4 separate regions of the Homo sapiens genome follow, and all the other regions are linked to region 1. Evidence: chromatin loops called from intact Hi-C (ENCODE). Cell type or tissue: PC-9. All regions are shown on one strand.

The links. Hi-C counts contacts between places; a loop is a spot of excess contacts. Peaks named below come from ENCODE experiments on the same cell type or tissue, not always from the same donor. Only the 100,000 strongest peaks of a DNase experiment are listed, where the experiment ranks them.
Region 2: a loop joins it to region 1, with 22 times the contacts of the local background. A loop is called at or near these places in 8 of 110 quality-filtered maps.
Region 3: it touches region 1 in a loop (24-fold over the local background); 5 of 110 quality-filtered maps call a loop at or near these places.
Region 4: a loop joins it to region 1, with 7 times the contacts of the local background. A loop is called at or near these places in 7 of 110 quality-filtered maps.

What each region holds. Positions count from the first base shown.
Region 1 is chrX:152,923,356-152,928,355 of GRCh38, reverse strand. All of the region lies in intron 12 of ZNF185 (zinc finger protein 185 with LIM domain), which reads right to left. LOC124905237 (a long non-coding RNA gene) reads left to right here and starts at 1,198. Exons shown (of 2, transcript XR_007068368.1): 1 at 1,198-1,437; 2 at 1,657-3,007. In PC-9, a CTCF peak has its summit at 1,944 (motif pointing right); a DNase peak (open chromatin) is centred at 1,915.
Region 2 is chrX:151,748,014-151,753,013 of GRCh38, reverse strand. No RefSeq gene overlaps it. Among named protein-coding and RNA genes, the nearest start is that of CNGA2, 16 kb to the right of the region's middle. In PC-9, CTCF peaks have their summits at 2,860 and 3,061 (motif pointing left); no DNase peak of the experiment used is centred here.
Region 3 is chrX:151,148,877-151,153,876 of GRCh38, reverse strand. No RefSeq gene overlaps it. Among named protein-coding and RNA genes, the nearest start is that of MIR4330, 17 kb to the left of the region's middle. In PC-9, CTCF peaks have their summits at 537, 1,811 and 2,015 (motif pointing left); DNase peaks (open chromatin) are centred at 606 and 2,026; H3K27me3 peaks cover 1,561 bases.
Region 4 is chrX:152,633,819-152,638,818 of GRCh38, reverse strand. It overlaps GABRQ (gamma-aminobutyric acid type A receptor subunit theta), which reads right to left and starts at 924. Exons shown (of 9, transcript NM_018558.4): 1 at 468-924. The coding sequence starts at 616. MAGEA3-DT (MAGEA3 divergent transcript) reads left to right here. Exons shown (of 5, transcript XR_938525.3): 4 at 2,832-2,937. In PC-9, CTCF peaks have their summits at 2,496 and 2,696 (motif pointing right); a DNase peak (open chromatin) is centred at 2,728.

The DNA of each region.
Region 1 (5,000 bases):
CTCAGGCACAGCAAGGGCCCTTCTGGGTAGAAATGAAACCTCCCAACCCGTGCTTCTACCAACCATTTGCAGGGGCAACCGCAGCCTGTGACCCCACCAGGGTATCCAAAGTGGCCATTTGTGAGGCCAGGGGTAGTTCTGCATTCATGGACTGGTGGGGACTGAGGGGTACGAGAGACTGAGAAAACCCACAGACCAAATATGGAATGAAAACCAGTGGGAGGGGATGTCGCAGACTCGGGGATGAGGACAAAGGGCCCCTTTGAGCTTTCCTCTTGCCAGCCACGCTCAGAGCCCTCCCCCAGATGACCACAGGCCACCCCGGACACACATCCCTCCAAGTCTGATGCATTCTCTGGCCGTACTGCAAGGCATGACGCCCAGCAGGCTTGGCCATGGTGTGGCCAGGGCCAGAGAGAATATAGAGCTCCCAGGCTTTCTGGGGGTGGACCCTTCACCCCAAACCAGACCTCCTTAGGTCCATGGAGCAAAGCCTAATTCCAAGCCACATTGCAGTCACTCCTGCCTTTGTCCCTGGGCCCTGGAAGTGCAGACAAGCCTGAGCCCCAGGCCTGCCCTGGTGAAGCTCTGGGCCCAGCAGGGTCAGGCAGGGGCAGAGAGGCATGGAAACTGACCTTGCTGTGCTGCAGGGCCCAGAACAGGTTTAGCCATGGGAGCAGTGGACAAGCTTCATGGAGGCATAGCCCGACCCAGGCCAGCTGAAGGGAGATCGGGGGAGGAGGAGGAGGTAGAGGCTGGCAGGGGTCCTGAATGTACAGACTAGATCTGGTATGGCAAAGGGAAGATGCAGGATGGGCTTGAAGTGGAGGTGGGGGGTTTATAGGTTCAGACTGGCACTTTAAAGAGGCCACTCAGGGGTCCCAGGAGGGGTAGGGGATGGAGTGGCCAAGGTGAAAGCAAGGAATGAGCCATGGAGGGCTGGGTCAGCGGGCTGCTCATCTCTGTCCCTCCACTTCCACCCTGGCCAGGGCCTGGAGTGCTCAAAGTGACCAGAGGGAAATGGAAGGGCTACCAAGGACAAGGCCTCTCCCATCATGAAAGCCAGGAGGGGCCCTAGACACACAGACAGCTCTGACTTCTCCCCATCTCCTCTCGTGATAACGACGATGACATCGTTGTTGAGGATGATGTCATTTATGATGACAGTATAAAACCCCTGGCTGCCTCATTTAAATCAGGTGGTGCCAGGGAACAGGGATGTCACAGGCAAGCACAACATATTTTCTCACTGGCGTTTCTGGCTCTGTCACAGAGGAAATGGGAACAAAGTGTCACCCCAGCCTGCTCCAGTGACTGATGTCAGACTAGGGCAATGTGGGCAGACACAGAGGGAAGACGGCTGCGCGAAGACAGAGGCCGAGATGGGAGTGAGGCGGGCGCAAGCCAGGAAACACCAAGGATTGCAGGCAACAAAAGGTAAGAGAAAGGTATGGAACAGATTTTCCCCCAGAGCCTTTGGAGGGAGCATGGCCCTTCCGACACCTTGATCTCAGACTTCCAGCCTCCAGAATTGTGAGAGGATAAATGCGTGTGGTTTTAAGCCACTCAGTTTCTGGTACCTTGTTACAGCAGCTCCAGTAAACTAATACAAGGGTCTCTCCTCCCCCACAACCCGCTACCCCACCATCTCCCCAGACTCTCAACCACAGACAGCTCCAGTCCAAGCTGAAGTCCAGGACCACGCTGGAAGGCTGCACACCCTTGGAAGGCACCCAAGGAAGAGAGGCAGGCATCTGCTGAAGCCTGAAGCCCAAAACTGATCACAGCCACCTGTGGGAATGCGACCAACTGTGGCCTGTGCCAAACAGTGTGTGACTCATTCTGCCAAAGAGCGAGGAGGCGGGGATGTGGGGCGAGGGGATACCTCCTTTTCACTGCCTTTGGCCACATTTCCCTCAAATGCCAGCAGGTGGAGATATTGATCTCTTCCTGTATTTGAATAAGGGCCCTGCAGCTCAGCACGCCTATGACTGGGAGCCCCCGAGGATACCAGCACCCAGGCACTGTGGTAAGTACTTCAGGTGCACGATCTCATTTAGCATTTGGGACAGCCTTGGGAAGTAGCTATTACTGCTCTCCCTATTTTATCCACGGGGAAACTGATGCATGGAGAGATGAAGAGACTTGCTCAAGGTCACACAGTCAGTCTGATGCAAAGCCAGGGTTTTGTCCTGTGCCAGAAGCTGTGCTCCTACTCCCTGCTCCCCAGACGCTCTGCCAGGCAGCATGCTGGGCAGAGCCTAGGACCGGGACCCAGGAGGCCATGCCCTGGTCAGGTGAGGCAAGCTTGACCAGTGCTTCGGGTAAAGCAGCCAGGCCTGGGGGCCGAGAAGGGGTGCATGTGTAGAACCAGTTTCTCCAAGAGAGGGTCCCTAAACTGGGTTCAGGTTGCAAGGGGGGCAAGAGTTATGAGGAGCTGACCTTTGCACTGTAGCTAAGGGAAACAGGGCAGGGCAGGGGGTGGGGAGAGGGTAGCCTCGATAGGTCTGTGCCTGGGGACAAGGCTGTGACATTCTCCTCTTCCACTCTGCCACAAACCAGCCTTTTCTGAAGTGCTGCAGGACCCTGAGTTTGATTGAGTCATTGTTCCTCACGGGCTGGGCTTCTCAGACACCAGGCAGATAGGAGCTGGGCCTGGGAGTACTGATGGTGGCTGCTTGGTCCAGTGCAGCACCTAACGTGGTAGGGTCAGAGAAGACGGCCCTCCAGGGTCAGGATCAGCCAGCAGCTTTCCTGGAAGCTGCCTGGGTGAGCTCCAAATATTGAGTGACCAGAATTGGAGGAAAGAACTATCAGAAGCATCAAGCTGAGCCTCCTGTTGGGAGCTTGCCCCGGACCCTGAATCTCTAGCCTTTATTTGTTATGGCAACCTGAGCAAACTTAAAAAGCCACCTTGCAATGACAACCATATGATGGGGATTAAACATCGAAAGGAATTTTGTGGAATAAATGTCAAAGTGCCTTTTAAATCTATAATACAGCACAATCTAATTCTCCTCCATTCTTTCTCTCTTTTTTTTCTTGTTTTAGAGACAGGGTCTTGCTCTGTCACCCAGGCTAGAGTGTAAGGGTGCGGTCACAGCTCATTGCAGCCTCAAACTCCTGGGCTCAGGCAGTCCTCCCACCTCAGCCTCCCAAGTAGCTGGGACTACAGGTGTACATCAATGCTCCCAACTAATTTTTAATTTTTATTTTTTATTTTTTTGTAGAGATGGGGTCTTGCTATGTTACCTAGGTTGGTCTCAAACTCCTGGCTTCAAGCCATCCTCCTGCCTTGGCCTCCCAAAGTGCTGGGATTACGGGCATGAGCCACCATGCCCAGCCTCCTATATTATCTTCTAAAAGGCACCTGAGGCCAAGCGCGGTGGCTCACGCCTGTAATCCCAGCACTTTGGGAGCCTGAGGTGGGCAGATCACAAGGTCAGCAGTTTGAGACCAGCCTGGCCAATATGGTGAAACCCGTCTCTACTAAAAATACAAAAATTAGCCGGGCGTGGTCGCGTGCACCTGTAATCCCAGCTACTCGGGAGGCTGAGGCAGAAGAATCGCTTGAACCCGGGAGGCGGAGGCTGCGGTGAGCCGAGATCACACCACTGTACTCGACAGAGCCTGGGCGACAGAGCGAGACTCCATCTCAAAAACAAACAAAACAAACAAACGAACAAACAGAAAGGCACCTGAAACCATTTATTGCCTTTCTTTAAAAGAGAAATAAGGAGAAATGAGAACTGTATACTGTTATGGGCTGACTTGTGCCACCCAAAATTCATATGTTGAGGTCTTAACTCCCCCATGACCTCAGAATGTTACTGCATTTGGAGATGGGGCCTTTAAAGAAGTGACTAAGTTAAAATACAGTTGTTAGGGTGGGCCCTAATCCAGTTGGACCAATGTCCTTATAAGAAGTGATTAGGGTCTGGGCGCGGTGGCTCATGCCTGCAATCCCAGCACTTTGGGAGGCTAAGGCAGGAGGATCATTTGAGTCCTAGAGTTCCAGACCAGCCTGGGCAACATGGTGAAACCCTGTCTCTACAAAAATTTAAAAAAAAAAAACTAGCTGGGTATGGTGGCCTGTGACTGTAGCCCCAGCTACTCAGGAGGCTAAGGCTGGAGGCTCTCTTGAGCCTGGAAGGTCGAGGCTGCAGTGAGTGGTGACTGTGCCACTGCACTCCAGCCTGGGCGACGGAGTGAGACTCTGTCTCAAAAAAACAGAAGTGATTAGGACGCAGGCACACACAGACAGGGATGAGCATATAAGGGCCCAGGGAGAAGATGGAGTCTACCAGCCAAGGAGAGAGACTCAAGAGGAACCAACCTTGCCGTCACCTTGATCTCACACTTCTAGCCTCCAGAAGTGGGAGATGATACGTTTCTGTGGTTTAAGCGCCCCAGGGTGTGGTACAATACTTTGTTGTGGCAGCCTTTGCCCCCATATCCCTCAATTGCCAAGTCCCCTAGATCAGGGGTCCCCAACCCCAGCCTGAGGATCAGTACCAGTCTGTGGTCTGCTGGGAATCAGGCTGCACAGTAGGAGGTAAGCTAGAGATCATTACTGCCTTAGCTCCGCCTCCTGTCAGATCAGCAGATTCTCATGAGAGCGCGAACCGTATTGTGAACTGCACATGTGAGAGATCTAGATTGTGCGCTCCTTATGAGAATCCGGTGCTTGATGATCTAAGGTGGAACAGTTTCATCCTGAAACCATCCCCTGCTCCGTCCCGTGGAAAAAGTGTCTTTCACGAAACCAATCCCTGGTGCCAAAAAGACTGGGGAGCTCTGCCCTAGATATTGCCTTGTAAAGAATTCTCAAATCTTCCTTTCCACATCTTCTATGGACCAAAGTTCTTATGGGGAGAGTCAGACAACCAGAGAAGATCAAGAGAGGGAGAGAGTGAAAAGGAGAAGCACCCTGGCAGTCTGCTGCCTGGGGCCATGGAGGGAGCTGGCCTCATGCTCCTGGCTCCCTCTGCCAGCATTTC
Region 2 (5,000 bases), 1.2 Mb after region 1:
CTCCAGGAAGAAGTTGGAGGCACTTGGATATGGCACAAACCCAGGTTATGAAACCCAGTTGGCACTTAAATGACCTAACAACAAATTGCCCAATTTAATTTGCTTACCCGATTCAATAAAGGAGAAACAAGAAACCCAATCTAATTAAAAACATTGATCCGTAGAAACTGGCAACTCCAAAGTCCTGGCTGGAAGTTTGAGCTTAGACAAACTTGAATGATGCAAGTGTACAAGCTGAGGTAAGACGAATCTATCCTCTGACTCCCCAGGAGGGCTGCAAACGGCCTGCGAACTTCCTTTCTTAAAATAAGTGGGAAACTGAACCCAAAAGGGAAAGAAATTTGTTCAGTTCACCACTGAGATCACTTTAACTCCAGGATCTGTAGAGCCCAGGAGAGAGTTAGGTTCATGCTCCACTGAACCCCCTCCTGGCCACAGACTGAGGCCATTGGTCTTGCTCTTCAACACTCTTGCTCACTTGGCTTGTGGGACCTGGCATCTCATCCTGCTTGCCCATCGAGCTCCTCTGCATCTTTCAAGACCCTGGGCAAATATCACGTTCCAGGGACAAATCTGTCCAAAGAAGACAAGACAGAAGCTTGCTGAGGCCCCCTTAGCACTGCCCAGTTTGAGTCATGTGAATATGCAGTTAGGCTGGCAGTGCTGGGAAAGAGCAGGGTCTTCCTCAAGCCTAGGGAAGCCAAGGAAAGAGGCTCTATTGGATACTGTCCTCTTCCCCAGCTACCCTACTGTGCTATGTTCCAGATTTCCAGGAATAGAATAGTCCAAGTCCCCAGAAAATGGGAGTGGAACAGGACCAAGCTTAGGTTACAGGGCTCCCAGGCCAGTGTTCCTACGGGCCCTCTCTAAGCGTGGCCTTGGTCCCAGCCACAGCATTGAGTCCCTTTTGGACCTGGGCTTAGCAAACATTTTATCTAGAAAGGCATCTTCATCACCCTCCCCGTCAGGCTAACTGTAACTGGCTTGGTTTCAGGTCCTAAATCAGGGCTAGATTGTCCTTCCAGGGAAATGTCTGCCTCAGAGAGAAGCAAAATCACTTAGTTCTTGGCAGCTCAGTCTCTGCCAGGGGGAAGTTGACCTGCCACTGAACCCACAGCCAGTATGGCACACCACTCCTCCTGCTGGGGCCAGCTGGTACCCCATGCCTGCCTACCCCAGCTCCCTGTTCAACTGGGGAGCTCTACCTCAGCAGAGCTCCCTGGGGACCAAGTCCACACCCACTCTCCTCCTCCACACACATACCCTCTTGCAAGTAGCTTTGGCTATAGGAGGGTAGCATGAATCTCACACAGCCCCATCCTCCAGGAGCAAGGAAGGGGGAAAGCCACAAATACAGATGATAGCTGAGTCACACTTGTTTATAGGGGATCAAAGAAGGCTTTGGGAGGGAGGTGACATTAGAGGTGACTTTGAAGGATTAGAGGAATGTTGCAGACAGATGTAGGGATAGAAGTAGGTGTAAGCCGAGTTTCTCGTGGGACAGCTCCAGTTGGGTTACGGAATACCAAGGAGTTTTGTGTGAGCAAAACCTGCAGGGCTATGAGGATGGGCAGAGAGAAGCAGCTAAGGATATGGGGTTTAGTCCATTAGAGAAAAAAGAGGAGGCCAGCCCCTAAGAAGTTCCCAGTATTGGGCATGTACAGAACACTGAGGTACCAGTAGCTGCTCTAGGTGCTACAGATGTAGTGGGGGCCAGCACAAAGGTCTATCTCAGGGAGCTGACATTCTAATTGGGGAAACAAGCAATAAACAAGGAAACCAATGAACAAGAAGATTGTGGAGGGTGCTAAGTGCTGTTAGGAAAACCTCACAGGGTGCCGAGATCAGCATGACTGGGAGGCTGGGGGCTCTTTTCATTGTGGAGTCCTGAGGACAAGAAGCCAGTCACAGAAGTTCCAGAGGAAAAGAGAGCAACACATAAAGACAGCAAGCGCAAGGCTGCCAAGGGACAGAGAAGCTGGGTGTGTCTGAGGAACTCAGAGGAGACTGGAGGACCTGACTCCAGAAGAGGCCAGGAGAGAAAGCAGGTGAGGCCAAGGATGCTGGCGGGCGCTGTGCAACAGGACCTGGAGACCAAGCCATGAGTTTGAATTTTATTATAAGAGTAATGGAAGACCCCAAAAGAATGTAAGCAGAATGAGACATGACTTTCATTGCTTTTGACTACTCTGCTGGCTAGATGGAGAGTGGGTTGGAGGGGAGGGAGCAAAGGTGGAAACAGGGACACCAGTCTGGAGGCGACTGCAGTCATCCAGGAGAGAGCCCTGCACGAGGGCGGGAGTGGCGGAGGTGGGAGAGGTGCATGGATTCTAACTGGACTTTGAAAAGTTATGCAGACAGGGTATTTTCTGGCTGATTGGATGCAGTGGATGAAGAAAAGAGAAGGATCCAGGATTACATCAGGAGCTTTGGCCTGAGCAACCTGAAGGACAGACGTGCCATGACCAACATGGGAAGATGAGCAGGTTCTCTAGGAAACACCAAAGGGTGAGTTATGGTGGTGTTACTTTTCAAATACCATGGTGGCATCAAGTAGGTATTTGGCTAAATGTACACAATCATCTGTGTACTACCTTCATGTGACACTGGAACAATTATTTATATAATAATTTTATTTATGTCAATTTTAAGTAGGCTGACATTAGCTCCATGCTAACCAATCTTATCCATAACATCAAGGGTTTTTTAGACTTCTAGTATTTTTTTTTTTTTCTGAATACAATAAGTAATGACAACCATAGTGCTCAAGTCTCCCTGTAATTCCACCCTGACATTCTCTCCTTCCCCAGTCTCCAGCAGAGTCTGGGTACCTAGCATGAAGAAACTTGTACTGGGCATTGGCCTTGACACCCAGGAACCTCTGAGGGCCTTCAAAGGGACCACAGTGGGGCACAATGGGAAAGAGACCTTGTCCAATAGCTCTGCAAGGCCCCGGGGGGCAGCCACCTAACTGCCTCAACCGGCCCTGCTCAGTCCTCTGCTGGGTGGAGGGTTCGCAGAGTGGAGCCCACCACCCTTTCCTGAGGTTCATGCGCCCTCTGGTGGTAGGGTTCCCCATCTCTGTGCACTGGGGGCTTCCTTGTTTCCAGGCTAAACAGAAGACAGAGACCCTCTGCCTCGGATTCACCGAAGGGAGGGGATAAATGGTCAGACTAACTTTAAGCTCCAGACCAAGGAATAGATGCTTCTGAGGCTTGGACTCAGGCTGGGCTGGCCAGGCAAGGACCACCACAGGTCACACCAAAAGAAGAAGGAGTGTGGTGCGCAGGAGAGGGGACTTTTGTTTTGTATAGAAGGTCACCAATGCAGAGAAAAGCAATTGATGGCCATATGCAAATAGAGCAATTTACCTTCAATGGGTATTTTCAAATGAAAATAAAAAACATTCCAATTTAAACATTTTAAAATCAAGAGCAGGAAACATCAGGCTGTGCTGAATAAATCCAACACATAATGGAAAACGTACTTCAGTTCCTATATTACAGCCAGTTATAGGAGAGAGGCGGGGGCGGCGGCCAGCAACAGACAGGAGAGTCACGCTCTTACAGAGAAAACAACCGGAGAGAGGGTGGGTGAGGGGCTGGCCAGAGACAGACACTGCCTAGGCTGACATCCAGATCCTCACACAGGCACACGCGCACAAACACACACACACACACACACACACACACACACACACACGACAAGCTGCACAGATATTCCTTCTGTTGTTCCTTCATCCTTTTCTCAATGAACAAACTGTCTTTAGATGAGAATATATTATTGCTAAACAGACACTTGCAGACCAGTGTGCAAGGGAGTCTCACATAGAAAGCTGTGGCAGGACTCGGAGAAGGGGCCTGTGAATTTCATCTCAGAAGAAAAAGTGGCAGAAAAGGGTAATCCAGGCAGAGGGAACAGCATGAGAAAATACCTGAAAGCATTCCAAGACCTGAACACTAACTTCTCAAAAAGGAAGTTTTCATCACCTCTAAAAATGAATTCAATGTAATTTTATTAAGAGCAGGAAATCTAGACCTTCCTCTAATGACAATCCAATAGTCCACCCTCGCTGTTGTCAAAAAAAAAAAAAAGTTCAACCCCAAAATTAACAGTAATTAGCCTGAGATATTGTAAATGTGGCTCTATAGTCTGAAATTTAATGGCATCTTTTGTCAAAAATAGTCTTTTTTCCACTTTAGTCTCATGACTACAATACTATAGTGCTATCCCTATAGTATTTACTACAGTACAGTCATCAAAAATATCTGAAAAAAACTCTTAGACCTTGTGAAATAGTGCATCCATCCACTTCTATAAAATTAGGAGCCACGCAAAGATCTAACAGAGTGCTGCTTGCCCAGATCCAGAACAGAGAAAGTTAGTGTTAAGGACTTGGAATGTGAACACATTGTTTGTAGTGCTATCCATTCCTCTCCTGAGATTTTCACTTACTACTGGAAATCCTTAACCAATTATAATAGCTTTTCTCTCTTTATTTTCAAAATGACTTCCTTTGCTTTGCTTAGACACTCTGTGCTCTCTTTTTTTTGGGGGGTGGGGGGAGCGGGTAACCATAGTTCATCTAAATGCAGCTTTTTCTGAACCTTAAAGATAGAATCCCGTTTTTAATGAACTGAAGTAGCAAAATCACCTTTTTCATTATTTTGGGAAATAGCTATTGCCAAAGTGAAGGTGTAGATAATGCCTAGTCTTGTTACATAATGGGGATGTGGTTTGCAGAATTTTCTTTATAAAATTGTAGTTTCAAGGGATGTCAGTGTTTATGCCACTTTTCCAGTTCCAAAATGATTCCATTCCATTGTAGAAATTTGAAGTATGTAACTTGAAATCCTTAATAAAATTTGGATTTAATTTTATTTAAAAAATAAAAGAAAATACCTGAAAGCTGAAGAGAACATAGACATTCGAGACATGGCAAAAAGTTATGAGAGAGTGGGCCCAAGGATATCTGGGGAAAAGAAAACTGGAAGAGGGTG
Region 3 (5,000 bases), 1.8 Mb after region 1:
CTCTCTGAGATGTGTGCCTCTGGCACTCTCCGCAAAAGATGGAACGGACCACTGGGAAAAGACTTCCTTTGAAGCATTTGAAATCCTCTATCCTCCCACCCCCCACCCATTGTAGTCCCGCCCTGTTCTCCAGTAGAAATGTTGTTGCTCCTCCAAATGCAGTCATTCTGTGTGCCAATTATTCCTAACATGGTTTCTATGTTCACATTTTCTCAGGATTAAAAACGTGTCCGAGAAAAGCAGAGGTTTTTAATCCATGGCCACGATCTGTTCAGCAGCAGCAGACCCCCTGAATGCCACATTTCGTGCATCTGCAGTTTTCTGATTCTCAACAGAGTTCACAATTCCCAAATGCTTAAAAGTTCATCTTTAAGTGATCTGAGAAGGTACCTGAGGGACCAGTGGCCTGTTATTTTGGGCAGAAGCCCAGGAGGGGTTAGCAGCCAAGTTTAGTCACACCTGAAAACGTTTGAACAGCCCCCAATCTACATCAGGGCACCCCCAATGATGCAAATGGAAAATAACTGAGCAAATGAGTCCACTAGTTAAACAACAGCACCCCCAGCGTGTAGAACGGCGCAAGCAATGCAAAGAGGAATTCCGCCGCAGGCAGTTAGGATGGATGGCTGGGGATGCTGGAGCCCCGGAAAAGTACTGGTTTCCAGCCAGCACTAGCAGTGATTCACCATGAGGTGACCAATGATGCCTAACTTCTACCAACCTCCCAGCGTATATTCAAGGGCTTTCTGCTGCATATTGGAGTCGGGAGAACTCTAGACCAGAAATCAGAACTCTGGAATTCAAGTACTGGCTCTGCCTTTAACTAGCCCTGTGATTCCGGGCAAATCACTTCACTCCTTAGGGCCTTTATTCTAATGTAAAGCATTGCTTCCAAGCCTTAATGGATATCCCTTAGTTTTCTTATTCTGACATCTATCCACTCCTTTATTTTTTTTTCATGTTTCCATAAATGTTTCTTGAGTCACTAATATATGCCAGTAATTAGGTGCCCAAGACCCTGGTTACCGTCTCCATGCTCATGCTGAATTTATGGATTCAAATTTTTCTCCTTATCCTCTTTCCAGACAGGAGAGGTCTAATTAGGCTAACTCCTTGCATACGAAAAATTCCAAGGCCAGGTGAGGTGGCTCATGCCTGTAATCCTAACACTTGGGGAGGCCAATGTGGGAGGATCACTTGAGTGCAGGAGTTTGAGACCAGCCTGGGTAACATAGTAAGACACTGTCTCTACAAAAGATTAAAAAAAAAAAAATAGCTGGGCATGGTGGCGCACGCCTGTAGTCCCAGCTACTTGGGAAGCTGAAGTAGGAGGATCACTTGAGCCTGGGAAGTTGAGAACACAGTGACAGCACCACTGCACTCCAGCCTAGGTGACAGAGTGAGACCCTGTCTCAAAAAAAAAAAAAAAAAAAAAAAATTCCAGCCCCCATCACTACCCCTGCTCTCCCTGTGCTCTTGCTAGACATTGTCATACCTACCTGCCTCAATATACAAATGAAGAGGCCAAGATCCGGATACAGGTAGAGACTTGTCCCAGGATGATCCAGTGGGTCACTTCTCACAGTTCCTGGGTGCACCCCCAGAGAAGCTTTGAAGCACATGGAATTGTTGGGGAATCCATTTCTCTGATTTTAAATCTGTATAATGGACCTTAGAGAAACTTTCAGCCTGAAGAGGAATACCCAGTGACCCAGACCTCCTTCCTCAGCGACCACTGGCGAAGAGGAAATAAAATAGGTTAGCCCTGGTGCTAGGAGGTATCCCGGGAAGCCAGGCTGAATCATTCTGAGAGTGGGGATAGGAGCGGAAAGAAATTTGGCCTTTGAAATGGATAGGTCTGGTACTGCAGAGATGGGGGAACAGGCCACCTGGGGCCCTGTGGCAGGGCAAGCCCGGGCTGCAACTAAAGAACTAAGATCCAGCAAGATTCCATCTTAGAGCTGGTGCAAACTGAGGCAATCGGTAAGGGAGAGTATGTCATTCTCAGTGAAAGAGCGCCCTCTAGTGTCCGTAAGAGACCTTGGCACCACTGAAGAATTTGGAAAGAATAAGAAGTACACAATCTCAGTAACCAGATGAGACTCAACTTGCTACCTTTCCTTGATTGTAGCCAAATTTTTCCTCCAACACATAGATACTTTCAAGTAATGAAAAGCAATTAGTCATGAGGTGAATTTGTGGATTTCCAGGAATTATAAGCATAGGTCTGAGTCTGAAGCCTGAAGGAGCACAGACAGCACCCATGGGCCAAACCTATGCTCTGGAATATTCTTCATGGTGTAGGTGTCTTGCACACGTGTGCATGTCATTTTTCTTTACAATGTAATTTTTAATATTTTTTTAGAAAATTGATTTATACTTATTTCAAAAAGCTTGGAAAACATAAAAGTAAATCTCTGGCCTTGAAGAAGTAACAGAATCTGGAATTACTCTTCCACCATAAGCAACTGGAAGTTGGATACAACATACGAAAGAACTAATTTTAGGCACTAGACAAGAGGCAACACGCATGGCATCACAGATAAAGAAAGAAATGAGGTAAGCCCAAACCTTGGAGCATGGAGGAGTGACTCAAGCAGAGCAAAGAAGTTTCCCTGAGTTGAAGAATTGGAGATTAAAGTTCAAGGAGGCTGAAGTAGCTAAAATGTGCGGGACAGAGTACCAGAGATGAGGCAACTGCATGGAGAAAGAACTCCAGAAATCTGACATGGGCTCTCCTTAGGTCTTTACTGAGTACTAGAGTGAGCAAAGAACAACTGGGAAGTTTTAAAAGAACTATGCTCAGAACTCACACAAGACTAGCAGACATTCAAACTCTGGCCCAGAGGAGTAAAGAATCCTCAGTAGTTATCTATGTCATTCAATGGAGACCCCAGAGGGATCATACATTAGTAATAAATCTGAGGTATCCCCAGAGAAAAGGCTACTCTGGACCTCCTCCAGCAAAGCTTAAAAACAAAACTTAAAGAGACAAAACAGAGTGACAGACAACTTGCTTCTCTGTCAAAACAAAGTCCCACAGTCTTTGAAGAAGATAAAATCCACTCAATGATGTAACATTGACAGTGTCCAGAATCCAATCAAAAAATTGTCAGATACACTAAGAAGCAATAAAATGTGAGCCAAATGGAACTTCCAGTGCAGAAAAATATAGTACCTGAAATGAAAATTGCACTGGATAGGAGTAACACTAATTAGACTTTACAGAAGAAAAGGTTAGTAAACTTCAAAACATAACAATTAAATCTATATGAAATGAAGATTGAAAATAATAAACAGAATCTCAGTGATCTAGGGGACTCAGAAGGGGGTGCAGAAAAAATATTCAAAGAAATAATGGCCAAAATTTTTCAAAATTTACTGTAAGCTATAAACCCACAGATCAAAAGCTCAACAAACTCCAAGAAGACTAAACATGTAGAAAACCACAAGGCACATAAAAATTAAATTGTTGAAAAGGAATAAAGCTGGAGACATCACACTATGACTTCAAAATACACTACAAAGCTATAGTAACAAAAACTGCATAGTACTGGCATAAAAACAGACACATAGACCAATAGAACAGAACCCAGAAATAAATTCATGTACTTACATCCAACTGATTTTCAACAAAGATGCCAAGAACATTCAATAGGAAAATGATGTCTCTTCAATGAATGGTGCTGAGAAAACTGGCTATCTGTATGCAGAAAAATGAAACTAGACCCCTATATCTCACCACATAAAAAAATCAAAATAGATTAAATACTTAAATGTAAAGCCTGAAACTATGAAACTACCAGAAGAAAACATTGGAGAAATACTTCAGGACATTGGTCTGGGCAAAGATTTTGGGGTAAGACCTCAAAAACACAGGTAACAAAAACAAAAATAAACAAATGGGGCTTAAACTAAAAAAGTTCTGAACAGCAAATGAAAGTAGAGACAACCTGTTGAATGGGATAAAATATTTTCAAAATATGCACCTGATATGGGAATAATAATGTCCAGAAAGTACAAGGAACTCAAATCAACAGGAAACAAACAAACAAACAAACAAGTAATCCATTAAAAAGTGGTCAAAGGACATGAATAGATATTTCTCAGAAGAAGATATACAAATGGACAACAGATATATGAAAAATGCTCAACATCACTAATCATCAGAAGAAATGCGAATCAAAACCGTCATGAGATGTCATCTTACCCCATTCTTAATAGCTACTATTAAAAAGACAAAAAATAACAGACATCGGAGAGAATGTGGAAAAAGGGGAACTTGTATACATTGTTGCTGGGAATGTAAACTAAAACAGCCACTATGGAAAACATTATGAAGGCTTCTCGAAAAATGAAAAATAGAATTACTATTTTGATCCAGCAATCCCACTACTGGGTATTTACCCAAAGGAAAAGAAATTAATATATCAAAGGGATTGCAGCACTATTCACAAGAGCAAAGACATGGAATCAACCTAAATGTCCACTAATGAATAAATGGATAAAGAAAATGTGGTACATATACACAATAGAATACTATTTGGCTATAAAAAGAATGAAATCTTCTCATTTGTAGCATCATGGATGGAACTGGAGGTCATTATCTTAAGTGAAATAACCCAGGGACAATAAGACAAATATCACATCTGGGAGCTAACTTTGATCATATGGAGGTGGAGAGTGGAAAGAGGGATAACAGAGACTGGTAAGGGTGAGTCGGGGGAGAAGGGAGGCTGAAGAAAAGTAGGTGGCTGTGTCCCCACCCAAAATCTCATCTTGAATTTTAATCCACACATGTCAAGGAGGGACCAGGTGGAGGTAATCAGATCATGGAGGAGGTTTCCCCCATGCTGTTCTCGTGATAGTGAGTGAGTCTCACGAGATCTGATGGTTTTATAAGAGTCTGGCCTTACCCCTGCTTGCACTCACTCCATCCTGCTGCCCTGTGAAGAAGGCGCCTGCTTTTCCTTTGCCTTCTGTCATGATTGTAACTTTCC
Region 4 (5,000 bases), 290 kb after region 1:
GCGCGCGCCTCAGGAAATGGACTAAAATGTAGACTCAAACAGGTGTCTCTCCTGTCTATGTTTTGTGAATTGCCCGTCATCCTGTACCCTCCTCCCCAATCCCACAGGTGCCAAAGCTGGGGAAAGCTGCCGGGAACCTTAAATCCTTGGGGATGGATGGACAGATCCTGGGACGAGGGCGACCCCCGCCCCCACCCCTCGGGCTGCGGTTTAGGCACACGCAGGGCTCAGTCAAGCTCCGCAGTAACAGGTGGGCGGAAGCACAGGGCTCCATTTCAACACCCCACTCCCACCTTACCCCTTCTAGGGGCCAACAGGCAGGGCCCGGGCGCCAGGGCTCAGCGAGCCCGGGTCCGAGTACCCCCCAGCCCGAGTCGCCCCCAGCCCGCTCCGTCCAAGAGGCCAGAGGTCGTCTGCCCGTCTCCATTCCCGTCCCCGCCGTGCCTAGCCTGGCGGTGCCCGCTTACCAGTTGAAGAGGTTCAGGACGACTTCGGGCACAGCAGAGGAGAACTCGAAGTGGAATTTCGGGATGGGACTGGGGTAGTTGCCCTCCGCGAGCCAGGTCCTGATGAGCAGCAGGATCACTGCGGCTCGCAGCATGCCTCGGATGCCCATGGCCGGGGCGTTCTGGGCGCCTGAGGGCGCGGGAGACGGGGCCGCGAAAAGGAACAGAGGTGGGGTGGGAGAGTGGGTGACTACTGGGGCCGGGGAAGGCGGGATTGCTGGCCCTTCCCCAAAGAGTCGCCTCTAAGGAGAGAGCAGCGAGGGCAAGGGAAGTAGGGGGTGCGGGGGTCGGCCCGGATACCGGAGATGAGAGCCCGGGAGGAGCAACCACCCAGCAGCTCTGCTGGACGCAGCTCCCCCCAGGGCCCGCCCGGCAGCTGCGAGGTGCGCTCCGTCTGCGGCCGCTCCTGGCTGCGACTGGGCACAGATCCCAGCTCGCTGCTGGCTCCGCCCACTCCGACGGCATCGCAGGCCCAGCCAATCGGACAGCTGCCAGGAGCCGCACAAAAAGGCGCGCGCTCCTGCCTCCGCCCGTAGCCTGCGCGCCGCCCGGCCCCCGCCCCTTCAGGCTTCTGCAGTCATCCCCCGGCCATCTCCAGACACAGGCAGGGCGGGGCCGGGCTGGGGGAGGGGGAGGAGGGCTGGCTCCTTGGGGGCTGGGCCAGGAATCCGCCTCAAGGGGCACTGGGTCCTGTCTCTTCTCTGCAAAATGCGAAATGTGTGTTTTTCTTGGAAGAAAGGGCCTGTGCCCGAGAGTTGTATTTGATGGTGAAGGGAGTGTGGTAATTTGACCGCCATGGCTGAATCTGCATTCTGAAAGACTTGGACAATTTTGGGCGTCAGGAGGTACCCAACGGCTGGTGACTCCGTACCCTTGAGCCTCCAGTAACCCCGCGTGCCTTGTCTCTGGATAAGGTCAAGGAGGATCCTAATGGGTTTTGTTACAGGGCTCTGGCCACAGCAGGACTGCTCCTCCCTCAGGATGGACATTGGGCTACAGGAGCCCAAGAGTTGCTTAAGACTTAAATTTCCTAGAGTGCTCTTCACCCCAACTTTGGGTACTCAGGAAAAAGACTCAAGGAACTGGAAGGGCTCACCAACTGGGGTCTCTCTGAGATGTGGTTGTGTCTCATCAGCCAGGGGATGCAGAATGAAGGTTCATGGCTGACACCATAGAAGGGGAAAAAAAGGCCAAGGTCAGTGTTTGGGGTGTTCAAGGGAGTTAGGCACTGGAGACCAGGGTATGCCAATGTTCCTGGGTTCTGACCCCATCATATGGAAAAGCCTGACATCTTGACTAGAGGGCTCTTATTCTTTCCACTACCTCAGACTCTGCCCCTATGGGACAGAAAAATCGTGGAGGATAAGAAATGCCTCCACCCAATTTCCTATGTCCTTCCTATCCCATGACAAAGCAAGTTCAGAAAGCTTAGAAAGTGGCCTCACCAGAGCCCATAGGGCAAATGGGTAATCAACAAACAGAGCTGCCATGTTCACCGGCATGCCACCTCCCACATCACACCATTGAGAAGAGTTGAAATCAAAACGGATTTCAGGTTTACTTTTGGTTACCTAGAACATTCACTGAGAAACACAACATCTCCCCCTTTTTTTCCCCTCAGTATTTGATGAAATGAGTTGAGATTGCTGGTGCCCAGCAAAGCATGACTTACCTGGTAGGCCAAGCAGTTTTGCACAGCTGAGGGTTTAACTCTTTTACCACTCCCCCTTTAAAATCATTTTAGAACCATACTTTTATGAAAAATGTCTCTCATAGTTTCCTGCCTTCTTTTAATGAGCAGAACACCCTCACACCTTTCTTTCCCATCTCCCCTCTTTCCCTGGCCATTGCAGTAAGAAAAAAGGATGATGGGACCCATTTGTCAGGATCACATATGAGAGCAGATTAAACCCACCTCTACTGCTACCAGTCCTGTCCCATCACCTCTGGTCACACAGACGTCCTTGTAGAGAAAATCCTTGTTTGCCAAAAATGTTAGAGCCATTCCGGGGCATTTTGTCCAGCCACCTCGGTTGTAATGTAGGGAAACTGAAGCCCAGAGAAGAAAAAGGGATTGGCCCAAGGTCACACAGTAGCAGAGGCCAAAACTAAAAACCACATTTCCAGGTCTGCTTACTTCGAGAAGAGTGCGTTTTCAGTCTAAGTCAGCTTTGACTGGAAGTTCTAGCAACCACCAGCAGGTGGGAGCAGATTTGTTTGAATGTGGGATGTTCCCAGCACTGAGGAATCAAATTCCACAGGCAATTGGTCTGGTCGCTCATTTGTTAGGGGAAACAAGCCTGAAGCCTGAAATTTTGTTCTTAGGTACCCTTGTGACTATGAAGATTGACAAAAAGTTGACGGCAACGATGAATTCTCTTCCAGAACTTACATCCCAGAAGGCCCTCCCCTACTTCGGGTCTCCCTAGAGGTAATGCTTCATTGAAATTTCTGACTCACAAGAAAAGGATAGCCAAAATACAAGAAATACAAAAATGCCATTATAATTTGTACTTATTGAGCGTTTGCCTAGTTAATTTATTATAATATCCATAAAGATCTAGATTGAATAAGCTTAAACCTGAATATGGGATAATGGTGTAGGACAAAGAACACTCATCTGGAAGTTAGCCCATCTGTGTTCTGACCCAGCTCTGCACACGACAGTGAATATTCCAGTTTGGCTAAAGGGTAGAGTAAGTTTGGAGGTAAGACAACAGGTGAGATAGGTAAGAGGTGAGAGATTAGGCAGAACCTGACTTTGTAAGCAACACACACTCAGTGTACAATAAATTCTTGTGTAATGAATGAGGCAAGAGAAAGAATCTGGGTCCTAATTTTCTAAAATAAAAAATTGTATTTTATTTTAGAGTCAACAGTAATCTTCTGAAGGATTTGTGCAAGGGAATGATACAATCAGAGTGGCACCTTCGCACTGAAGGAAAAACTGGGAGGGAGAGGGACTGGGGGCAAGAAGAGCACACATCTCCTTCTGGTAATGGCCAGCTAGGTAACTTGGACTAGCTGTTCCAGTGAGGACAATGAAACAAACTGGCTGAATGTAGAAAGAAATAATTGTCATAAAGAACTGAGAGATACTGAGGCTAAAATCCGGAAGAAGACAAGAACCCAGGGGGGAAAGCCCAGCACTAGAATCCTCTTTTGTCCTGATGGCTTCTACTGAATCTGGAAGAGAGTTATGAAATTGAGCTGCAGTTTTGGTGGCATCATAAGGAAAAAAGTGAAAGCTCAAGGCCCAAGGAAGTAGCGGATTTGATTAGCATTCTTGTCACTCTCAGCTGAGACCCTGAGTGGCTACCCCTTTGGGTTAATGGTGACCTATAAGTAACCAGCCCTTGTGTGGTCTTGTAAACCTAGATACTCATCATATGGGCAGTCCAAGGAACCTAAAGCCCTGATCTTGGATTAAAGTGGCCTTGGACAAGTAGTATCCTCAGGCATTTGAAAATACCCCAGCAAATGAAAAGACTCTGCTGGAAGGTATTATCATATTGGGCCTAGAATCATTTGTACAATAATTTTTCAAAAATATGTCAGCGTATAGTCAAAGATAACTTGGCATAAAAGGAAACACATAGACCATGACAGCCAGTAGACAACAAAAACAAACTCTCAAAGACTTCACGTATCAGAGTTACGTGACAAAGACTACAATAACTATGGTTCACTTTATTCCAAAAAATTAAAAATAAGTTTGAAAATATCTGTAAGGAACAGAAAATCATAAAGACTAATAGAGCTATTTTGAAAAAAATCAAGGTGAAAAACTAAACTATAACTAGTGTAGTTATACTAAAGACTATAACAATGAAACTTGAGAATTTAATGGATGGGTTTAAGAGAAGGCTAAACACAACTAAAAAGAGAATTATTGAATTGGAAGATAGGTTATAAGAAATTGCCCAGAGTTCTGTCTGGAGAAACAAATTATTTGGAAAAATAAAAAAGGGAGGATGAGAGACTCAATTAGTAGAGTGAGAAGGTCTGCCATATATTTAATTGAAGTCCCAGTTGAAGATGACGGCTGTAAATTTGAATTCACAGATTCAAAAAGCCCAATAAGTCATAGGCAAGATAAATTAAAAGAAATCTACTCCTAGACACGTTGTAGTGAAAGTAAAGAAAGCCAGAAGCAAAGAAGGCTATATTACTGGTCCAATTAAAAATAATGAGTTCCTGACCTAGAGCAAGAACAGGAGAGACTGAGACTAGGGGATGGAAGTTAGACCCTGGACTTTAGAATGCTTTTACTCATTTTTTTCCATGCTGAAAAAGGCACTTGTTAGAACAACCTGACACCTATGAGCCCTCCCTAGTTGTCATGCTTGGAAGGCCATTGTTCTATCGGTGTGTGTCCGTCATCTCATGGGCCATCAAAGAGGCAAATATTTTCCATGGGTGTGAAATGCTAGTTGCTGCTGAGGTCTAAGGCTGGAGAAATGTGCTTATATATGGCTTCCTAAGAGAAACCAG